2 separate regions of the Mus musculus genome follow, and region 2 is linked to region 1. Evidence: chromatin loops called from intact Hi-C (ENCODE). Cell type or tissue: gastrocnemius. All regions are shown on one strand. Links, peaks and the distances in the headings refer to the core of each region. The heading gives the core; the rest is flanking DNA.

Region 1 (10,325 bases), core at 1,817-6,816:
TTTCTGTGTTGTTAACCTTTCAGGAATGGCTGAGCTTTTGTTCACTGTGCATGATGTCCCTTTGTAACTTCCAGAATAACCCAAATACCTGTAGGGAACATTAGTTACTGTGTGTAGGTGTGTGGTTAGAGGTTTGAGATTTTACTGAATTGAGAGAGTTTTTGTTATAGCAGATTCTCTTTCAAAAACAAACAAACAAAACAATAGATAATGCAATTAAGAGCCAAGTGAAAACCTAATAGCCATATCTCAAAAGAAGATATACAATAACTATATGGAAAATTACCATCACAATTTCTTAGGGAAATGCAGATTAAGAAAATAACATGTGCCGGGTGTGATGACTTATGCCTTTAATCCCAGCACTCGGGAGGCAGAGGCAGGCGAATTCCTGAGTTGGAGGCCAGCCTGGTCTACAGAGTGAGTTCCAGGACAGCCAGGGATACACAGAGAAACCCTGTCTTGAAAAAACAAAAAACAAAAACAAAACAAAACACCCCCCCGCAAAAAAAACAAAAATAAAAAAAAGAAAAGAACATGTAATCTTACTCCAGTTAGAATGACTACTATAAAAAAGATCCCCCTGACCCCCCAAATCTGACTAAGGTAAAGAAAAATAGGAACTATTCTATGCTCTTCATGGGGATCTAAGCTAATACAGTTACACATGTCTGAGTACGTGAACTGAGACTGTGGAACCATATAAACTTGAAAGGCTTTATATTGTTATAATGGTCTTCAAATGAGATCTTGAAGATAAACAAGAAAAGTTACGGTTGACAAGTGATGTGTTTGTGTGTCAAGTTGTCAAGGAATCAGTTGTCCTGTTTTTTTTTGTCAGCTTGTTATAAGCTAGAGTTATCTGTGTCAGGAAAGCTCAATGAAGAAAACACCTCCATCAGATTGCACAGAGGGAAGTCTGTAGGGCATTTTCTTAATCATTGAGGAGGGAGTTCTCAGCTCACTGTATGGGGTGCTTATCCTGGCCTCGTAATCCTAAATTGTATAAGAAACCTGGCTGATGGACTACTGATGGATTGGCTCAGTAGTTAAGAGCATTTGCTATTCTTGCAAAGAACTTGGGTTCAGTTTCTAACACCCAGATAGCAGCTTGCCACCTCCACGGGCACCAGGAACATATATGTTGCTACACAGACATACATGCAGGGGAAACAGTCATATATACAAAATAACAAAATACATACATCTAGGAGAGAAATTAGGCTGGGAAAGCTACAGGGAGAAAGGCAGGGAGCAGTGTTCTTGTTCCTGCCTGCAGATTCTTGTGTTGATGCTTCTGCCCTGACTTCTTTCTATGATGGATCGACTGTAAGCCAGATACCCCCTTTTCTTCGCCAAATTACTGTTGGTCATGATTTTTTATTACAGCAGTAAAAAGTAACTTAGGGCCCATGGAAAACAGTATGATTTCTTTGAAAACCAAACCAAACCAAACCAAAACTATGGGAAAGCCCTGCTAATTAAGGTCCAAATCTACCATTGCCCAGAAGGCCTTCTGGGCTCAGCACAAAATGGAGGCCTTCCTTTACTGGCAGGGCTTCCCCCTTCTCTAACCTTAACCCTCCACATACCTCTACCTGCAGAGTATCACATAGCCTTGGTTAAGATTACAGGTTCAACTTTCTTCCTCCCAATATGAACCTGTTCAGCTAGCACCTGAGATTTCTGGATGCCTCTCCATGTTAATGAGGCATCCTGGTACCTTAAGCCTTTATCCAGTGACCTTTGCCCATCCTAGATGTTCCTACCCTACTCCCATTCCCCAAAGTATATAAGCCTTGCATCATTCCAAGTAAGTTAATCTGTTTTCCAGAAGCTGGTCCTGGTGGGCCATTATTACCTGATGTACTCACAGGGCTTCTGACACTCTTCCCCACCCAATCCAGTCTCTGCTCCATCTTCCCTCACAAACCAAAAAAACAAAACTACCAAACAATTCAACAATCCTGCTGCTTGGTGTTAGCATTTCTAGGCTCCACCCCACAGTTATGCCTGACTCACTATAAAAGGGGCTGCTTGCCCCCTTCTTTCTATTTTTGCTTGCCTTTCTACTCTCTCCCACTCTGTCCCTTCTCCCTTCATTTTCCTCTCCCTCTCCAAGTGTTCATGGCTAGCCTCTACTCCTCTCCTCTCTCTCTCCCTTTCTCTGTCTCTACTATCTTGTCAACTCCCCTCCCCATGCCCTAAATAAACTCTATTCTATACTATACTTGTATGGCTGTTCCTCAGGGGTAAGGGATGCCTCAGTGTGGGCCCGCAGAAGCACAGCCTTCTCCCTGCCCCCCTCCCCCAACTCCATACTGTGCCTCCACCTAACATATCCCCGGCTTTTTCTTTTATATAAAACATAACACCTGGGTAAATGTCAAGGAGGAATTGCACAGTCGCCAAAATATGGAAGCAACCTAGGGATCCATTGATAAAGAAAATACAGTATATTTATTTACACATTAAACTATAAAAAGAACGAAATCTTGTCATTAGTTGTAACACAGATGAAATTGGAGAATGTTGTGTAAAATCAGAGGTAGAAATACAAATGCCGTGTAGTCTCTCTTATACATGAAAATTAAGATAATTTCAAAGATGAGAACAGAATAGTGTTCACAGATCTCAGGAGTTAAGGGTGGGAGAAGTGGAGGAGGTTAATGGGTATGGCGGTGCAGATAGATGAGAGGAACTGAAAATAAAATAAAATAAAATAGGAAGGGAATGACTGCTCCTGGGCATGGTAGAGGAGGTTTATACAAGGGAGACATAGCCAGAGACAGGGGCATCTGGACGAGTCCAGAGTGAATACGAACCTGAGCAGGGGCCATGTGAGGAAAGTGGAGGAGGCAAGGAGAGCCAGGAGACCAGGAGATCAAGAGGCCAGGAGGGTAAAGGGCAGACCAAAAGGGCCAGGTAACCAAAATGGCTGGATTATATAGGGAAGGGTGCATGAGGGAATGGCTGCCCAGCCCCTGGGCTGGAGAAGTTTGGAGTAGGGGCTGATGAGAAGAATCCTGCAACTAACTGGTAGAGACTGAAGAATGCTGGGAGAACGTGGCAGCCAGTTCTGCTTTGATATGTTAAATAGGCACACGGGAGACTTAGAGGAAGGAACTGCTATACTAAGAGGCCAAAAGTCTAGTCTCTTCCAACTGCTGTCTTTCAGGATCAGTAAGCTACTTGAAGAGATGTCTGGCAGTAGCCACAAAGCATTCTGAGATTGCACACCAACGCTCCCTAAGTAGGATTCTGGGCCTCAGCTTTTTACAGATTTTGGGGTCTCCATCTGTGAACACCACTTCTTTTTTTTTTTCTTGTTCACAGCAAGTATGTGTAGGAGTTCGCTTTCTCTGCTTCCAGACGCCGAGAGTCCGTAGTGTCTTTTCTGCCTTGCAGCAGCAAACCCACAGCCCGAAATTAAAAGAACAAAAAAGAACACTAAAGCTCTATCTTAGGAATCTGGCGGGCAGGTAGGAATTCTCACTTAGGTGAAAGAAAAGCTCAGTCCTTCCCAGCCAATCATGTGAGAGGAAACGTTGACACGCCTCTTTCTACCTTCCAATCATCATCTACCTCAGTAAGCCCGACCCACTGCCGGTAAACCGACTTTTAAATTGCATTAGCATGCTTTCTCCTGACCCTCTCCAGTCATTCCAGGCCGTTCCATGACTGTGCTCCAAGGAAGAATTATAGACTTAACAATGACAAATGACAAAGCTAGTCAGTCTGAAGGTGAGAAGTGAAAGTGTAAAACTCGAGAACCAAACCCGCGAGTTCTACGGAGGAAAAAAAAAAAAGGCGGGTTCGGGCAGGAGGACTACAAGCCCCAGATACCCGTGCGCGGAGGCGGCGCGTGCCAGCGAGAGTGGGCAGGCCATTGAAAGGCGGAAGACCGAGGGTTACAGGACTTCCTGTTCGAGCGCCAGCGAGTGGGTGGGACCTGCGCAGGTTGGGCGGCGGTTGTGGCGTTTTGGAGCTTTGTCAGCGGAGGGGGCGTGGCCCGCGCTGTGACTTGTGGAGCGCGAGCCGAGAGGGACGTGGGTGACGCGTCTCCTTCCACCCAGCTCAGTGGAGTGCGAGGTGCGCTGGCCCGGCCGGGGATTGGCTGCTGAGAGGCGAGTACGCGGCGGCCGTTGGTCGCCGGCAGCACGGAGCGAGGGCCCGGGCGGGCGGGGCGGGGATGGGGAGGCAGTGGCGGCGAAGGCCGGAGGAGGCGGGCGCGGGCGAGCGGGCAGACAGAGCGGCGGCGGCGGCAGTCTCCCGAGCGCTCCTGTGAAGCGTCCCTATTCCCGTTGCCGTGGGCCTCTCGGGGAGGCCATCCGGGACGCGAGCCGCTGCGGAACCGCTCCCCAAGCCCCACTGCTCTTCGGACTCTCGGTCCCATCCTCGCGTTTCTGCTCCGGCTCCTCCATCTTGGCCTCGACAGTGGCTGCTGTGGGGAGGATGTGCCGCCTCCTGGCAGGGGGAAGAAGGAGGAGAAGATGAAGAAGTACCGGCGGGCCTTGGCCCTGGTCTCCTGCCTCTCTCTCTGCTCTCTAGTCTGGTGAGTAAGGGGCCGGCCTCTGGGGACTTCCCGTGGGGATGAAAGAGGGAGTAGGTCGGGTCACACCCCCAAATCATCTCGGCTTTTTGGGTTGCTTGGTGCTCCTGCTCCTAAGCCAGGGACACAGCGGCCACCCAGCTCTTCCTCTTGTGGTTTACGAGTTGTGTTTTGGAATTTGCAGAGTTCCAGCAGGGAGAGAAGGGGATATTGGGGATCACTTTTTGCCTTTGTACTCGGGTACCCCATCACCGCAGTTAGGGCAGTTTGGGTAGTGTTCAGAAAGCTAGTGAGTGAGTTACTCAGTTTTGCTGTCAGTTCATTTGCTTTCGTTATGAGGTAAGGGCAGGGGCGAGTCAGGTGTGATGTGTTCCGGACCTGTGATTTTGAAAACGTGAGTCGTCATGAGGGTAAGAGTAATGTCTAAACTGTTGTTCTTCTGGTCAGGTCTTGCACAATCTTGACCAATAGTACTTTTGGGGCTGCTCCTTGAAACCCTGCGGCGTGGGGCGGGCGGGATCCCTGATGAAGCCCTTTTTCGGTTAGCCTGGTGGGAGAGGATTATCACAGATGTGGAGTCAGCCATAGTTTTGGGGCATGTTCTTTGGCACTAGAAAGGAAACGGTTTTTGCGACCCGCTCTGTCCCTTTCTCTGAAGTTCTATGGAGTTCAAGTTAATTTCAAGCACATCTCTGGATGTCCAGGAGCAGACATAGCTTATGAACCAAAGGATTGCTAAAGGTGTACTTGGAAAAGCCATTCTTTCTGAAGGAATTCCCAAAGAGCCTTGAGACTTGGTGACTGAAAGTGATGGCCTTTGTGTTAAAGAGATTTTGCTTCTTATACTAAAATCTAAACACACTTTCTTATTTACCTTATGTCTTCAAAGCGCCAGTAATAATTCCCTTTTTTTTATGGGTGTAATGGAATCCAGAGGTGCTCAAGTTGTAGAGTTGTTGCTCACATAGAATAATATATTAATATGGGCTCAAGAAAACACTTGTCTGAGAAAATCTGACTGGAAAGACTGTATTTCTTGTCATTCTGAATCCTTTAAATACTCCTTAAGAGAAACTGGTACCTGAAACCAGTGTAGGATTAGGTAGCAATTTCTTAGAGTTGGTGAGCTTCTCTTACTAGCCTTTTCTCCCCTCATTCAGAAATTATCTCCAGATTTTGTTACCCACTTCTCTTTTGTAGATTGAGTATTCTATGTTCATATAATAATCAGTTCTAGGGTCTACCCAGGACTTACTCTATTACTATTACTGCAGTTTAGTTTGATCTTATACTGTCATAGTTGATAGATTGTGTGTGATACAGCCTTCTGCCTTTTCTCTTTTCCTGCCTAGAGTGCTATAGATTTACCTTAACAGAAAACCAAAATGCATCCTATCTATTCATTCTGGTTGCTATTTTTTTCTTTTGCACACTGCTAATCACAATTCTTGGTTAAGTAGTACAGTGTATTCTAGGTGTAATTGTAGTGTAGCTACAGAAGAACAGTGATAGCTAATATTTATTGTTATCTGTACCAAGCATGTGGCATGTGTACGTTTTAGCATCTTTGTCAGCAAGGTCCTCTTAGGTAGATATTATTAGTTGAATTCTGTATTTTACAGATGAATAAATAGAGAGGCTAAAGTTATGCTTGCAACAGAGTAACATGGCTAAGCAGCTACTGCATTCTAAAATTTAGATTTGAACCTAAGCAGCTTGTAATACAGGCTCCTCACTACAGTGGTCCTCTGACTGACTATAGGTTAAATAAGGCCTGTGTTTTTAGACAGATACAGTACCATCACTTACTAGATATGTGTACTTGGACATGCTATATAATTCCTTTGAACTTTAGTTTTTAGAGCCTCAGTATGATAAAATTGATCCATTCATACCAAAGTTATTAGAAGCAAATGAGATAACACATGCACTTTGTAAAACAGTAAGAGCATGCTGTCTTTCATTATAAAAGCATTCAAAGGTGTTTTTCTTATGTTTACTGTGTATTGAATATTGTGAATCTTGAAAGCTTGAGTGAGTGGCCTCTCTCGTTTTTAGTACTGAAACTATCTCAACTAAGAAGCCTCCTTGTAAGCTCCTACTGCTGCTATAACAAATTACCAGAAATCCACTGGCGTACACATAGTTGTTTTATAGTTGTAGGGTGTGTGTACAGGAGTCCAAAATCAGTCTCACTGGGGCAAGTATTAAGGTGGCATGGCTGCTTCATTCTGGAGACCCTGAGGGGGAGACTCCAGTTCTTTGACTTTTTCAGCTTCTAGGTGTTGCATAGATTCTCTCTCCTGTCTCTCATCACTTCAACCTCTCATTTTGGCCTTCAACATCTGCTTATGACGGCCCTTGTCTTCCTCCTTCAAGGACTTATTATATTGTGTTTACCCTTAGTCAATATCCATGTCTCTTAGTTTGCTGAAGTCTTCAAAGTTTTATGATATAATATACACTATTCAGAAGCTGAAGGTGCAGAACTCTCTCAGTCATTGACAGAGGGGAGTTGATCATCACACTGAAGTGGACGATGTGATCCAAACCTTTGAACAGTTATTCTGAGTATGTTCCCTAGTAGTAAAACTTGGTGCATGTGCCTTTAAAATGTGTCTAATTATTTGTAATTTATCTACATGTATCAATATGGCATCAGTATTGTACATATAATTACCAAAGTTAGTTGTTTAAGAAAGATAAAAAATACTTTGTTAATATTACCATTTGTTTTCATTAAAGTAATTTTCAGTGAGAACTGTTTAATTTAAGAGATTATTTTATATCAAATGTAGATAAATGGTTTATAATGGTTACTCTTCTTAGCCTTACTATTTTGTTACTGGTTTATGCTTGTACTATTATCTTTGTTAGCTTTTCTGTTTGTTTGTTTGTTTTAAAATACATGTAGTAAGTTGTTTAGTTAAAGCAGAGCAATCCCTCCATCTTAGATGGACATGTATAGAAACCCAGTGAGTCATGGTATGCCGGAGGTAAACCAGAGCTTTACTCTTCCTTTACATATCTGCCTTTAGTTCTTAATATGTCTGCAGCTAACCCCTAAGAACCAGAACTCTTTACATTAATCTAAAAAAGGCTAATTTTTAAAAATAGTAACAGATTTTTTTCTGTGACTCAAAGGATGAGCTTAGAGGAGCTAATATTTAGACTAAAACCTTGACGTTAAAAAACTTTGATATATTTAACATACAATAAAGGTACTTAAAAGGACATGAGGTGAATCTAATGAAGGGTTTGTATTTTAGAGTCTTTCCTGTCCTCCATTCATCAATCATATGCCTTTGGGTTGTTATTTCTGTGAACATTAGTTCTCATCTATTAATGGTTTCTAGGGTGAATAGAATAGTCAAGGTGGGAGACTTGTGTTACAAGCAGAGGGAACATTCTTGTGGGGTTTTCTGGAGTGTTTAGTAAGGGTGGAGAAGACTTGAAAAGGATAGAGTTTTGAAGAAAATTATTGCCCAGGCGAACTCTGAGTTTAGCAGGATAGAAGATGAGCGAGTGAAATAGGTTAAATAAGAAGGAAAGAGGCAGCCATATTGATATTTTAATTAGATTACTATCAAAGATAGAATGGACTGCCTGACAGATTCTGGAGGTGGTAGGTCATGGTCATAAGTGGAGGGAGGTGCAGTAGGGGAGCACTGGGAGCTGTGTAAATCAAGATGGTGATGTTTTTTGACCTTAGTCTAGTTTTTATAGATGGAAGAGATTTTTCCCTCCTTGAGTTGTGATTTCTGTATTCTTTGTTTTTTCCTCTGATAATTTTTCCAGCTTTTTTAAAAATTTTATCTACCTACCTATCTATCTATCTATCTATCTATCTACCTACCTACCTACCTACCTACCTATCTAATATAAGTACATCGTAGCTGTCATCAGAAATAACGGAAGAAGGCATCAGATCCCATTACAGATGGTTGTGAGCCACCACATGGTTGCTGGGAATTGAACGCAGGACCTCTGGAAGAAAAAAGTCAGTGCTTTTAACTGCTGAGCCATCTCTCTAGCCCCTAGCTTCTTTTGTTAATTAATATATGAGCAGAAAAACAAGAAGCAAACTATATAAGAAACTGCTTTCTTTTTATATGGAATTGTCGAAAATTCCTATTCTGTCTTTTACCTGGAAAATGTTTGTGTGTGTGTGTGTTTACTGCTTCTGTAGAGACTTTTTAAAAAGTCTCTGAGTCTATTTTCTGAATAAAATGATATTCAAAATAAATAATGAAATAATCATGCTCTCCACATCATTTGATGACTTTTGTTGTTGTTGGAACTTAATATGAAGAGACTGGAAAGAATTCAGATTTGCTGAGATATTTATTCAAAGGATAGCATCTGGTGCCTGGAAGGAGTATAGATAGGGTCATTATGAATAGTGCCAGATCCCTTCACATAAGTTGGGTGAACTAGGCTGCTTTAGTGTGAAGAGATCCTTGAAAGAAGGTGCCTTCTCTTTATGAAAATCTGTGATGTCTGTCTATACACCAAGAGGCAGATGATTCTTTATAATAGTCTTTGAATTATTTTAGGAACTGGAGATGTGGCTCATGTTGCCTTTTAATGTTTAATACATTTGAAGATGTTTTAGAATGCAAGTAAAAATAGACTTAGCAGACAATAAAAAAAAGAATCAGATATTAACAGTTAGCTCTCTTTGAGCACTATTATCTCATAATTTTGTTGTTTGTGACTAGTACATTTCCACTTCTCTCAATCTGAGCAGAGAAATAAATATGTATAGTTAACTTTACACTTCTAATGAAAAGAAACTTTAAAAAGTATTTAATTGCTTTTTTTGTCTCTCAGGTCATTTTCAGCTATGAACATTTTATACACACACACACACACACACACACACACACATACATACACATACATCCATATATACACACACAAACACATATACATACATACACACACATATGCTATATACACCCCTGTTTAATAGTTTGTGTATATATGTGAATAAATAAAACACCCTACTTGAGCCAGGCATGGTGGCGAATGCCTTTAATCCCAGCACTCAGGAGGCAGAGGCAGGCGGATTTCTGAGTTCGAGGCCAGCCTGGTCTACAAAGTGAGTTCCAGGACAGCCAGGGCTACACAGAGAAACCCTGTCTTGAAAAACCAAACCAAACCAAACCAAACAAACAGACAAAAACACCCTAATTGAAATAATGATTTATGGATTTCAGATTTTTCTTTAGTGCCAGCTATAAAACACATTTTTTACTTGCATTCCCTGTTTTGTTTTTCAAGACCATATAAAGTATTTTCACAAGGTATAATTTCATATGTCACAAGGGAATGGGAAATTGCTTTTGAGTATTTGGATATCCCTTGGGATATACTTATTTTATAAATTGAGTGCTTTTGAATTTTTTTTAAGATTTGTTTGCTTTTGAAGGACTTGTTTTCCTTCCTTTTTTGAATATTGGATATAGAACCTAGGGCTTCCCAAATGCTAGACAAGTATTCTACTATGAGCTACACTCTAAATTCAGAACATTTCTTGTTTTGAGACTGGGTTTCTCTGTGTAGCCCTGGATGTCCTAGCACTCTGTAGACCAGGCTGCTCTAGAGCTCACAGAGGTGCACCTGCTTCTGCTTCCTGAGTGCTGGGATTAAAGGCTTGTGTCACCACCACCCAGCTTCAAAACTTTATTTTTATAATGAAGTATTAGTTAAGTGATTTTTGTACTTTATATAAATGTATTTAATGTATATAAATATATTCAGTCTTTTA
Region 2 (10,325 bases), core at 1,823-6,822, 93 kb before region 1:
GGGCAGGATCCTGTACTACAAAGCACTCAGCTCTCTGAGACCTATAATCCCCTTACCCCAAGCTTCTGTTCATCACCAGGATGCTTTAGGTCCCTGTGGACCGAACAATGGATCCACTCTGGATCCTGCTTGTGGTACTTTCTCTCCTTCAGCCCCCTTAGTATCCAAACACACTGCTGTATCTTCCCCCTCAAACTCAAGAGCATCTTACAACTCCCCATCCCCCACCACTTCCACACTGACCTTCTAGAACCACAAATACGATTGAGTACTGGGTGACTCCAGACAAAAGTGATAGAAAAGAGCTGGAGATGACAGCAGTCATAGTCATTTGCCCCACAACTCTTACGAGTGGCTCAACCTTTTGGAAAATTCTGCTCACTGGCAATGAGTTTCCTAAAGTCGACAACTGGAAACCCATTCAGATAAGGCAATGTATTAAACCGTGAAAAAATAAAAACAAACCCCACAGCTTTTCTTTTCTTTTTTTTTTTTTTTACAATACCTTTTTACATCCAACTGCCATCCGTTGATGTGAACGATGAATAATTCGTGCCAATTTGGAGACACAATGTGTACAATCCATCACAGGCAATGCCTGGATGCTTTGGGCTCCATGGGGCAGTTCTTTGTCTTTTCCCCCCCAAACCAAGTGCCCGTGGGTTTGAGAAAGCAGGGTAAGTGATCTTGGGGGACAATAACCCACTTTTTTTTTAATCATGAAACAATCTTCATCAATAACAGTAAACATAAAAAAATGGCATTAGTTGAAATTCCTCGTCAAGATTTTTATGAGAAACCAGAAAAATAAAAAGGATTACTTCACAGTATAGTAATATGCTATACTACTACCCGCTTGTTAGTTCTAATTTGAGACTACTTACAACAAGCAGAGGGCAAGTACCACTTGCACAGATGGAAGCAGCCACTGGAGAAAGTACCTCATTCATTTTGTGCCTTTGCCCTCTTCAAATTTAACCTACATTCCAACTGTTATGACACCTCCAATGTCCCTTATCCAATACCAAAAACATTTTTAATTTTTTCCCTCAGATTTTGAAATTTTTACATAGAGATAGCTTGAGAACAGGACCCATCTAAACATAAGACTTAATTACTTCATATACAACTTATATACCATATTAAGACAGTTTTATACTTCTTAAATAGTTTTGCACAGATTTCATGGAATAGAATGTAGAATTTTCACAGGGCATAGCATTGGTGCTCAAAACCTTTCAGAGCAGATCCTGGAGCATTTCAGATTTCAGAATTTTGCATTTGAGGTGCTCAGCACTAACATCGAGCTTCGGGTTGGGCTCTCTTCAAGACGCTTCACACAGCTTATCTATTGCAACAATTCTTCAATATTAAAGGTGAAAGCTGAGAACTGAACGGTTAGGTAATTCCAGACTTCACAATTTGTCCCATCTTTAGACAAGATGGATTGCTCATCACCAGCAGCAGGGTCCAATTACTTGATCAACAGAGCCGAACTCAGTGACTCAAGCTCCCACTCTTTCGTTCCTCCCCCAGATCTCTGTGACTAAATCCCATCACGTTCCCATCATTGTGCTTTGACTATCATATGTAGTCACATCTTGCCTGCAAATGTTTTTGTAATCTGAATTAAATTTGAGACAGTTCACAAAGTATATTCATATTACGAATCAGAATCACAGTTACTGCAATATTTACTTTCTCTGAGCCACAGGTATGACTCCCAAACTGAGTAGAAACAACACTTTTGGAGCGGTAACAGCTGCCCTCACTGGGCACACTTGCTTGGTCCATAGTTTTCCATTCTCACTAGTATTACCTATCTGTTTCTCAAAGGCTTTCACCTGCTATCCTCCACGAGTAAATTAAATGTCACCTCTGGTTTCCTAACTGCCTGAGATGAACTCACCCTCCAGCCTCTTTCATATCGCTAACGTTTTGTTTCTATGGCATGTAGCTCTCCTTGAGTGACCACTTCTGTGGTATTGGACAACAAACTGGATGCCACCATCAGGGATTCTCAAATTTGGGCTCTAGATATATAAAGGTGTCCCTTAGTATACACAGAAAAGGCTAAACAACTGATTACACTTTTACACACACACACACACCTTCATACTACTTTTGTCTTATGCTCTCATAAAAATGAGACAGGGCCAGTGTGATGGCTCAGCTGGTAAAGGCCTGTTGCCAGGGCCTGAATTTGATGCGTGGGACATACATACTGGAAATAGACAAACCCCCTCTCTTATACACACATAAATAAGGGTTTCCTTGTTTTGTTTTTTTTAAAATACTAGACAATGCAATGGATATTACTTTTTTAATAAGCAGAACCCACATTACATCATTTGTTACAGGGAATAAAGGACAATAATTCATAACAGCACCAGAAAGCTTTTTCAGTCACAAAATAACTGAAGGACAAGCACCCTCCCCTAAGCCCTTGGTTAAATGCTTTCTTCTGATCTCAGCTCTACCATCTAGATCAGTCGGCTGCTTCAAGAGTGGACCCCTGCCTTTAAATGTTGCACCGGTTAGGCTCGAAGTCTTTCCGCTGGTCTTAATAATGAAATGAAGGTCCCTAGATTAGCTAAGGAACCTAGACAAGTCTTCCTTGATTTCAGCTTCATCCCAAGGCCCGTGAATATTTTCCTTAAAAAGCTGCAGATGAATGAGGTAGTAAGGGCAGAGACAGGAGATGGAAAACAGCAGGAGAGCAAAGAGTATGGCTCCCACAGCACTAATGGACAGAAGACCTCCAAAGGCAGAAAAGGCAAAAAGCAAAGTGACCCCTACATAGCTTCGCGGGGTGTACGCCTTCAGTTTCTTCTGTAACATGGGCCACAGTGCAAAGATCTGGATAGCAAACGTCACCATAATGAAGGCGTGGAGTGACCGGGGGAGGCGTGAGGCCAGGCAAACAGAAGCAAAGATGGCCATGTTCAAGGACAGGGTGCTGGATACAATAGCAGCATTGGCACCGTAATCAAAGAAGATGAGATGGCCTAACAGCATAAAGACTGCCATGGCGTAGATAGTGTCTGTACTGACAGACTCCGTCAGGGTCTTTAGCACAGGTGAAAAACCGTAAGTGAAAGTGATAAAGACCAGAGTACTCTTCAGGTCGGCCCACCGGGTCCGCCCACTCTTCTTCCGTCCATCACCTCCATCGATAAGATCGAATAAAACATACCCAACCAAGGAAGATGCCAGTCCGGTCCCAAAAAGCCACTGGGGAGCCAGAAGACCCTCATCCATGTACCACCAGATCACTACAAAAACACAGACACTGCACAGCTGCTGTATCACCACACTGGACTCAAATACCACAGCCCAGTACTGGTACTTCCGGGCATAGATGTTTTTCCGGAGTTCTTCCAGGAACCTCTGGTCAACATAGTTATCAGGGAACGGCTGCCGCTCATATAAAACCTTCTGCCACTTGACTTCTGGGGTGTCTGTTACACGTTGAGCACACATTATCTCATTCTTTCCTCAAATCCAGGTTGGCTCAATCTCCCTCAGGGACGTCCATGGGGTTCTGGTTCTTGATAAATCTGTAGATTAAGAACTCTCTGGAAATGCCATGCTGATACCCTACAGAACTTTCCTTGTTTACAAAGCCTTCAGTACAAGCTGAGCCTGCATTAGATGAGTTTGTCCTGAGGGTCAGGACAACACAGCTAAATTCCTAGAAGAGAGAACTGTAAATATATGGAAGCTGGCATCAGATACAATAAAAAACAACTTGGCTTACTGAAAGCCTAGATAAATTGTGTCTGGTGACATAATGCGGCATTAAGCCTTCACATTTTAAAGTGTAGTCTTAATAATTGATATCTGCATCTAACTCAGAATGTTAAATGTCTTATGCACCTTCTTTAACTGTCACAGCCTTACAAGTTAATACCAGTTATGAGTTTACCTAATAAGACATCTGAGTTTCAAAACAGTAGAGTATTTAGGTCCCAGGCTAACAGCGTGGAGCCAGACCTCCTACAAAAGTCTAGTGTCAAAGTCTCTGCTTCTGGTCGTCCTTCTCTAAGCCAGTCTTAACTTGGGCATTCATACACTCTAAGGTTTATACTATTTTTGCATGATTATATTTGCAACTTACGCAAATTTATAGGGACAGAATCCATCCATAGCCGTTACTAGGTCCCCAAAGGTATCTGAATAAGTTATCGGTCGAATGACAATAACCTGCACCGTACAAAAGGGCATGATCTCTCTATAGTTTTAGCCCAAACCAAGAACTCAAATCTTTTTTGTTCATTAGCTGAACTTACTATCCTTTAAAGTGCTATATCATCCTAATTAACTGAAACAGCAAAACTCTAGCGCAGGATCAAGAAAACAATCATCCCAGTCGTAAACACAGAGGTCATTCAGCAAATTCGAGAAAGAACTTCCTGCCGGACCGTCTGTATTTTTCGTGGAGGCTAGGATAGACCTTTGCTTTAAAAGCCGTACACCCTGGAGTCGGCCCTCACGCACTGGGACCTCGGGATTTGAAAGGTCCCCGTCACCGGGCGGCGAAGGGTCTTGGGCTACCACTCACCCAACCGGCCTGCCCCGCCCGCCGCTGCCGACCCCCGCCCCAGCCTTGGATCAGCCGGAAGCGCTCACAGCGAAGGACGCCGGAACCCACCTGCACCAAGCTCTTTAGGGGGGTGCACGACCGAGAAGAGCGGCCGCCTAGCTACTTCTACATCCGGGACGCCGGCTTGGAAGGGGACTACTGTGGAGGAGCACTTCCGGATCCGCAGCACTCGGCGGCCAAAGCGTCCCGCCCCGAGACTCCACACCGCGAGGTCACTGCTGCCCTCTACTGATTGCTCCTCTCCTGGCAATCTGCTCCTAGTGGAATGCTAAGCCTGGGAAGCAAATCCCTCAGTGGGAATTACTTCACAGGGTGTGGAAGGCAGGAGAAGGCAGGAAGAGTCGCGGGGCTGGTGGAAGACTGGTAACTGCAAGGTTACCATGACATGTGTTGACAGGCTCTCAGCCAAGGGACTTTCCATGCATCCAAACCCTCCTCCTATAGGTGCCAAACCAGGCTTCTGGTATTCACCAAAAAAAAAAAAAAAAAAAAAAAAAAAAAAAAAAAAGGGGGGGGGAGTCGGGGAGATCCCAGATCTCACATAGCATCCTGTGCGTTGACTTGCACAGAGACGATGCGATCATTAGTTTGTTTTTGACCAAAGTCAGGCAGCTGGTTAGTAATTGCAAGTAGATCAGAAATATCCAAATGTGGATGGCTCCAAAGCTGGATCCTTTCCTAGACTTTGCCACCTAAAAGAGATGAGGGTGGAGAGCCTTTGGGACGAGAGATTGCTGATTTTCAACTGGGGTCTTGGAAGTGTCACAGGATTTATAAATAGATGGAAGCTCGAAGAATTTAAAATATAGAGACTGTTAAATAGTGTGGACACAGAGGCAGAAAGCATGAACCCATTTATTCATATTCACACTATCTGGGCTTTGAATTCTTTGTCTGTAAAAGAAAGAAGGCGCTTATTTGTTCTTGGCCACCTTATGGAATGGTTGGAGGACTCTCGTGTTAAAATAGTTTGCAATGTATTGATTGCTGTGTGGTTGCTGTTAGCTTACTTTGCTTATTGTAATACCAGCACTGGTCAAGTATTTTAACTTTTTTTTAATATTTTGTTTTTAATTATGTCTACATATGTGCTCCTGACTCCAGGTGTCTGTGGAGGTCAGAAGAAGGTGCTAGGTCCCCTGCCGCTATAGTTACAGGCAGTCATGAGCTGGCTTGTGGGTGCTGTCAACTAAACCTGGCTTTTCTCCAAGAGGAAGGAGTGCTGTTAGCCACCAAGGCATCTCTCTGGCCCTGTGACTCCCTTTAAGATTTAGTCTTCGGAAGTGTGATAAACTCTGCAACCTGATCTCTTTCCATTTCTCTCTCTGTAGGCTTTTGTTCCAAAGTTTGACAAGATTCCTTGGCTGAGTGAGGCCAGCCTGGTAAACAAACCATTGATCCTGAGCATCCCCAGAAGGTAACTTCCCAGCTTCTGAGGACAGAGCCTTCGAGGCAGAGCTCAGTGGTTGTACTCTTAAGGTGGAGAGGTGCATGTGCCCTGTTGAGAAACCAAGTCGAATGCAAAAAAAAGAAAAAGAAAAAGAAAAAAGAAAGAAACGCCCTGGGTTTCTCAGACAAAGGTTATGCTATGTAAAGGCCTGGCTAGAAGAAATGAGAGCCGCCATAACCTTCATTTCTGCGTGTACTATTCAACCACAGACACTGTAACTCAAAACACTTCCATAGTTTCCCCCCACCCCGCTTCAATTTCTAGTCTTCGAATTCTAATTATCAATAACCTAGAACTATAACACGCCATCTTTATAGAGTAGCAATAGCTGTATTTCACGTGGGGCCTCCTCCAGTTTCATGGGTCGCTCATGCCCTCACAAAGCCAATAGATAACACATTTCTGATTTTGAAAACTGAGGATTTATATGTATGGGGCATTTCAGCTTCTACTTAAAATAATTAAGTTCTTCATTCAACACCTCCCCGCCCCTTACAGTTAAGTTGTCCCTGGGTGTGGTGATAAATCTCTGAGAGAAATGTAGGTTGTGAGATGATGGCGGGAAATAAGGAATCGGGGATGAGCAAGGACGGTGCAGAGGCAGTTCCATAGGCTTGTCTTAGACTGGAAATGGTTGCTAGAGAGAGCACAGGCTCAAAGAGTTTCTTTTCCTGTTGATAATCGTCATACATCTTTAGGTCTGTGAGCAAATGACCACATGAGGGGCATCCATGCCTCCATAACACATGTCTGCTTTGTCTACTCTTTAAAACAGTTCTCAAAAGGCTGATAGATGATTTTGTGTATTTTCAGAGCAAACATTTGAGTGCATGTTGTGTGTGTGTGTGTGTGTGTGTGTGTGTTTATCTGGCATGAGCAATGAGAGGTTCAATAAACTCAAAGGTTTGTTTAGGAAGTATCAAAGTAATATACCCACTAAGAGTTGATAACACCTCAAGAGTCATCGTGAGTAAATGATAACTTAGCATCCGTTTTCAATTCGACTATGTCATAAGCTCACATGCAGTCAGCTGGAAGCCACACTGATTAGGTTGGTCAGATGGAAGTAGCAGTGAATGGAAGAACTGGCCAAAGGTGACACTCCCTCTTCCTCAGTCAATGTTGCCTCAGATATCTGAGTCCAGGGCCAAATACGCTCAGTTTTCTAATTAGAAATATAGAAACTTTCAATTGCTAATGCCTGACATTAATAAGCTAACCGCCACCATCCCTTAGTACTCCCTGCCCATTAGATGCACTCTGAACCAGGGGCATCCCAGTGCATGTTCATCTTGCCTCCAACTCCCCTGTCCTCTGTCTGAGCCTCTGGTGAAAGGCAGGAAGTGGAGAGCAGAGCAGAGCTTGAGAGAGGCAGGCTTAGTACTCAACTGGGCAGGCATGGTACCTGTTTCAGAGTCAAGGTCAGGGTTGTCAGGGAGACGGGGCTATCTACAGCATCTGGAAAGGGACACAGAAACACACCACCACCACCACCACCGGCCAAATGTAGGTGAGTGATAAGAAGTTACTTAAGGTAGTAAGTGAAATTCTTTCCAATCAAACGCTAAGACTGAGGGAGCAATCTTGGTGTCTGGTTGGAGAAATGAGCCTACTTACCTCATAAAACGTGTGAGGTGAGTAAACAGTACCTATGGAGTGCCCTCACCTCTCAGAGGGCAGGATAAAAATACAGCTTATTGGAAAAGGAAAGAGGAGAATTGATACATAGCTATTTTTTTAAGGACAAAATGTATTTGTCCAGAGTTCCAAGTCCCACACTCTTTGTTTGGCAGTAACTTCCCTCAACTCTTAGGGGATTAGTTCTTAGGGATAGTTCAGTGAACTCAAAGTATTACCTACGCACCCGTGGGCAAGCAGATCTAATAGAATGGTCTAGAAAAAGGTAAAGGGATGTTTAGAGGAATGTGTCTCAGACTATGCCAGCTTCAAACAAGCTCTGGAACACAGCTGTGGGGATGGAAGTGAGACACCCCCCCACACACACACACACACCACCCCAGAAGCAACATGGAAGTGCCATAGGAAGCTTCCAGAAGCACCCTCCCAGCTTGGCCGAACTGTGCTGAACCCACACCGGTTAGTAAGAGGTTACAGCGAAGCAGGACTAAGCCAGCCTTCTTGCCTTTCATGGTCGGTTTGGGGATAATAAATCTGAGGCAGCCCATTCCCATAACAGAGAAGCTCGCAGAGGAATTTACATCAGACCACCTCCCCAGCTTCCTAGGACTCAGGGAAGCGACAAGAGAAACGAAACAAATACTTCCCGAACACCACACTCCTTTCCCATGAAGAATGAACGATGAAATCCCTTCTCACGAAAGCGGAGAGGTGTTCTTGGCAAAAGATCAGCATTCCATGTCTCCATCTCAGTGTCTCTCTGTCCCCACACCAAGGCCTCAGCCCCTCATTCTTTAACTAAATGATCTTCAATGGGAGGCTGGGTTAGCTTGTGGAGACAACTGGTGTTGCCCTGTCGCATCTTCATGTTTCCCAGCAACTGGGGAGAATGTTCCAGGGAAAGATGCTCTGTGTGGGAGGACAGAGGTGAGTTGTTTGAGTGTGCAGGGGCATAAAGTCTAGGAGTTCCAGCCAGGCATGGAAGGATGGGTTCTTGGTAAGTGTTTAAAGCATCCATTGCAGGTATCTTGGAGAAGAAACCTAAGGAGCACTTCCTTCTGTGCACTTTGGCTTTCAGGAGCAGCCCTTCTCCCTGACTTATTTGCATCTCAACCATGACTCTCATTGGTTAGTTGAAATTAACAAAAAAGAAAAGGAAGAAAAAGAAGAGGGAAACCAAAGTGGCATAAGAGGGGACATAGCTATTAAGGCTGATCTGTGCAGAGCTGGGGCAGGGGCAGGGCAGGTGCCCAGGCCTTCCCTGGACCAGCTGGGGACAGGCTCTCCCAGCCCAACACTACGATTCTAACTCCCCTTTGCATTGCTCGCCTAGGTACCACTCCTCCTTTGTTCTGACTTCGTACAAGAAGGATATGTATTTGCCACACTTGCTTGAAAATCCAGACTTCCTATCAAAGGTACTGAGAAAGTCTTCACTGAACCCAGCTTAAGTCTCTTGCTTCAAGAGAGCAGGATGTTTTGTAGACATTGTGTCTTTTTCTTTTATCCCTACTAGAGAATGGGGATGGATGTATTTCCTAACCTCTTAAGTGAGTCTGTGTCTGGCACATCATCATTGTTCAGTGAATATTTATTTGTTCAGTTAAGTGAATTTGTATCACCACACATAAAACCAGGTTTTATTATTTGTCCTTACTGTGACTCAAGTATTTTAGTGCCCCAGTATATCATCACTAAAACTAAATAATGTTAGAAATACCAAAAGGGGAAAACAGAAATTAATTTTGTTAGAGTCTGTCAAAGCCCTTCAAAGATAGCTCCTCAGCTTGTAGCTGGATGAGTCCTGGTTTCCAGAGGCATTAAACCAGCTTCCTCCTCAGCCCCATGAATTACCTGCATCTTTTACAAACACATCCCACTCCCAGGGAACCTTCCCATTCAGCTTATGGAAATCCAATACAGCTGGTGCTGCCGGCCCCTAGCAGCCTAGGTGGCTGAGCTAAGGTGCTGGAGCTCTTAGCTCTTGTGGAAAGAGGGAAAGGAGGGACACCCCAGTGACAGTCATGATAGTTTTCACTTGTAAAAACTGTAGGGATTCCTGGAGCTGTTGCAAGGTAGCACCTGAAGGTGAGTTCCCACAGCCCTTGGCCCAGCGCCCAACTCGTAGCACTCAGTTACTATAAGCAGCAATTGTTAGGAGTCCTCATGCCCCCTTCCTATTTATTCTAACACAATTCAGAAATGAGTAATCCAATTGCAGCCCACACAAGCAGAGCAGGGGCAAGCTGGATGGGACAAAACTGATGATAACCACAGATATCAGAGACTGGGGCAAAGTACCTGAGAAGATGGGAGGGAAGGTCATTGCAGGTGGAGGAGGGGTGAGAAGAGAGGGAAGAAGTGTCACCTGCTTGGCTTGAAGGTAACACCTATAATCCGGAACCAGTTTAGAGAAAGAGCAGAAAGAGACTCAGGCAAAGGAAGGAGTATCAGTCAAGAGATGGACCCTGCAAGTGCAGGAAATGCTTGAAGAACATTCACAGGTCAGAGCCCGTAAAGCCAAGAATGAATGGTGAGCAGACATACCACTTTCAGCACGGGGGCATCAGGGACCAAGCTGTGCAAGGTGTCACCACATTAGTCTCCCTCACAGCCATGAAGCAAGTTCAC

Evidence for each region. A loop is a pair of places that touch in the nucleus more often than their neighbours do. Peaks named below come from ENCODE experiments on the same cell type or tissue, not always from the same donor. Only the 100,000 strongest peaks of a DNase experiment are listed, where the experiment ranks them.
Region 2: a loop joins it to region 1, with 4 times the contacts of the local background. A loop is called at or near these places in 29 of 42 quality-filtered maps.

What each region holds. Positions count from the first base shown.
Region 1 is chr1:161,870,541-161,880,865 of GRCm38, reverse strand. It overlaps Suco (SUN domain containing ossification factor), which reads left to right and starts at 4,184. Exons shown (of 24, transcript NM_001357402.1): 1 at 4,184-4,555. The coding sequence starts at 4,494. In gastrocnemius, for the core only: a CTCF peak has its summit at 4,255; DNase peaks (open chromatin) are centred at 2,953, 3,592, 3,980 and 4,514; H3K4me3 peaks cover 3,125 bases; H3K27ac peaks cover 2,485 bases.
Region 2 is chr1:161,963,609-161,973,933 of GRCm38, reverse strand. 4930558K02Rik (RIKEN cDNA 4930558K02 gene) reads left to right here. Exons shown (of 7, transcript NM_001204904.1): 2 at 5,938-6,023; 3 at 9,028-9,112. Pigc (phosphatidylinositol glycan anchor biosynthesis, class C) reads right to left here and starts at 4,746. Exons shown (of 2, transcript NM_001039045.1): 1 at 4,655-4,746; 2 at 499-3,694. The coding sequence starts at 3,483. The coding sequence ends at 2,590. In gastrocnemius, for the core only: a CTCF peak has its summit at 4,842 (motif pointing left); a DNase peak (open chromatin) is centred at 4,753; H3K4me3 peaks cover 2,073 bases; H3K27ac peaks cover 1,794 bases.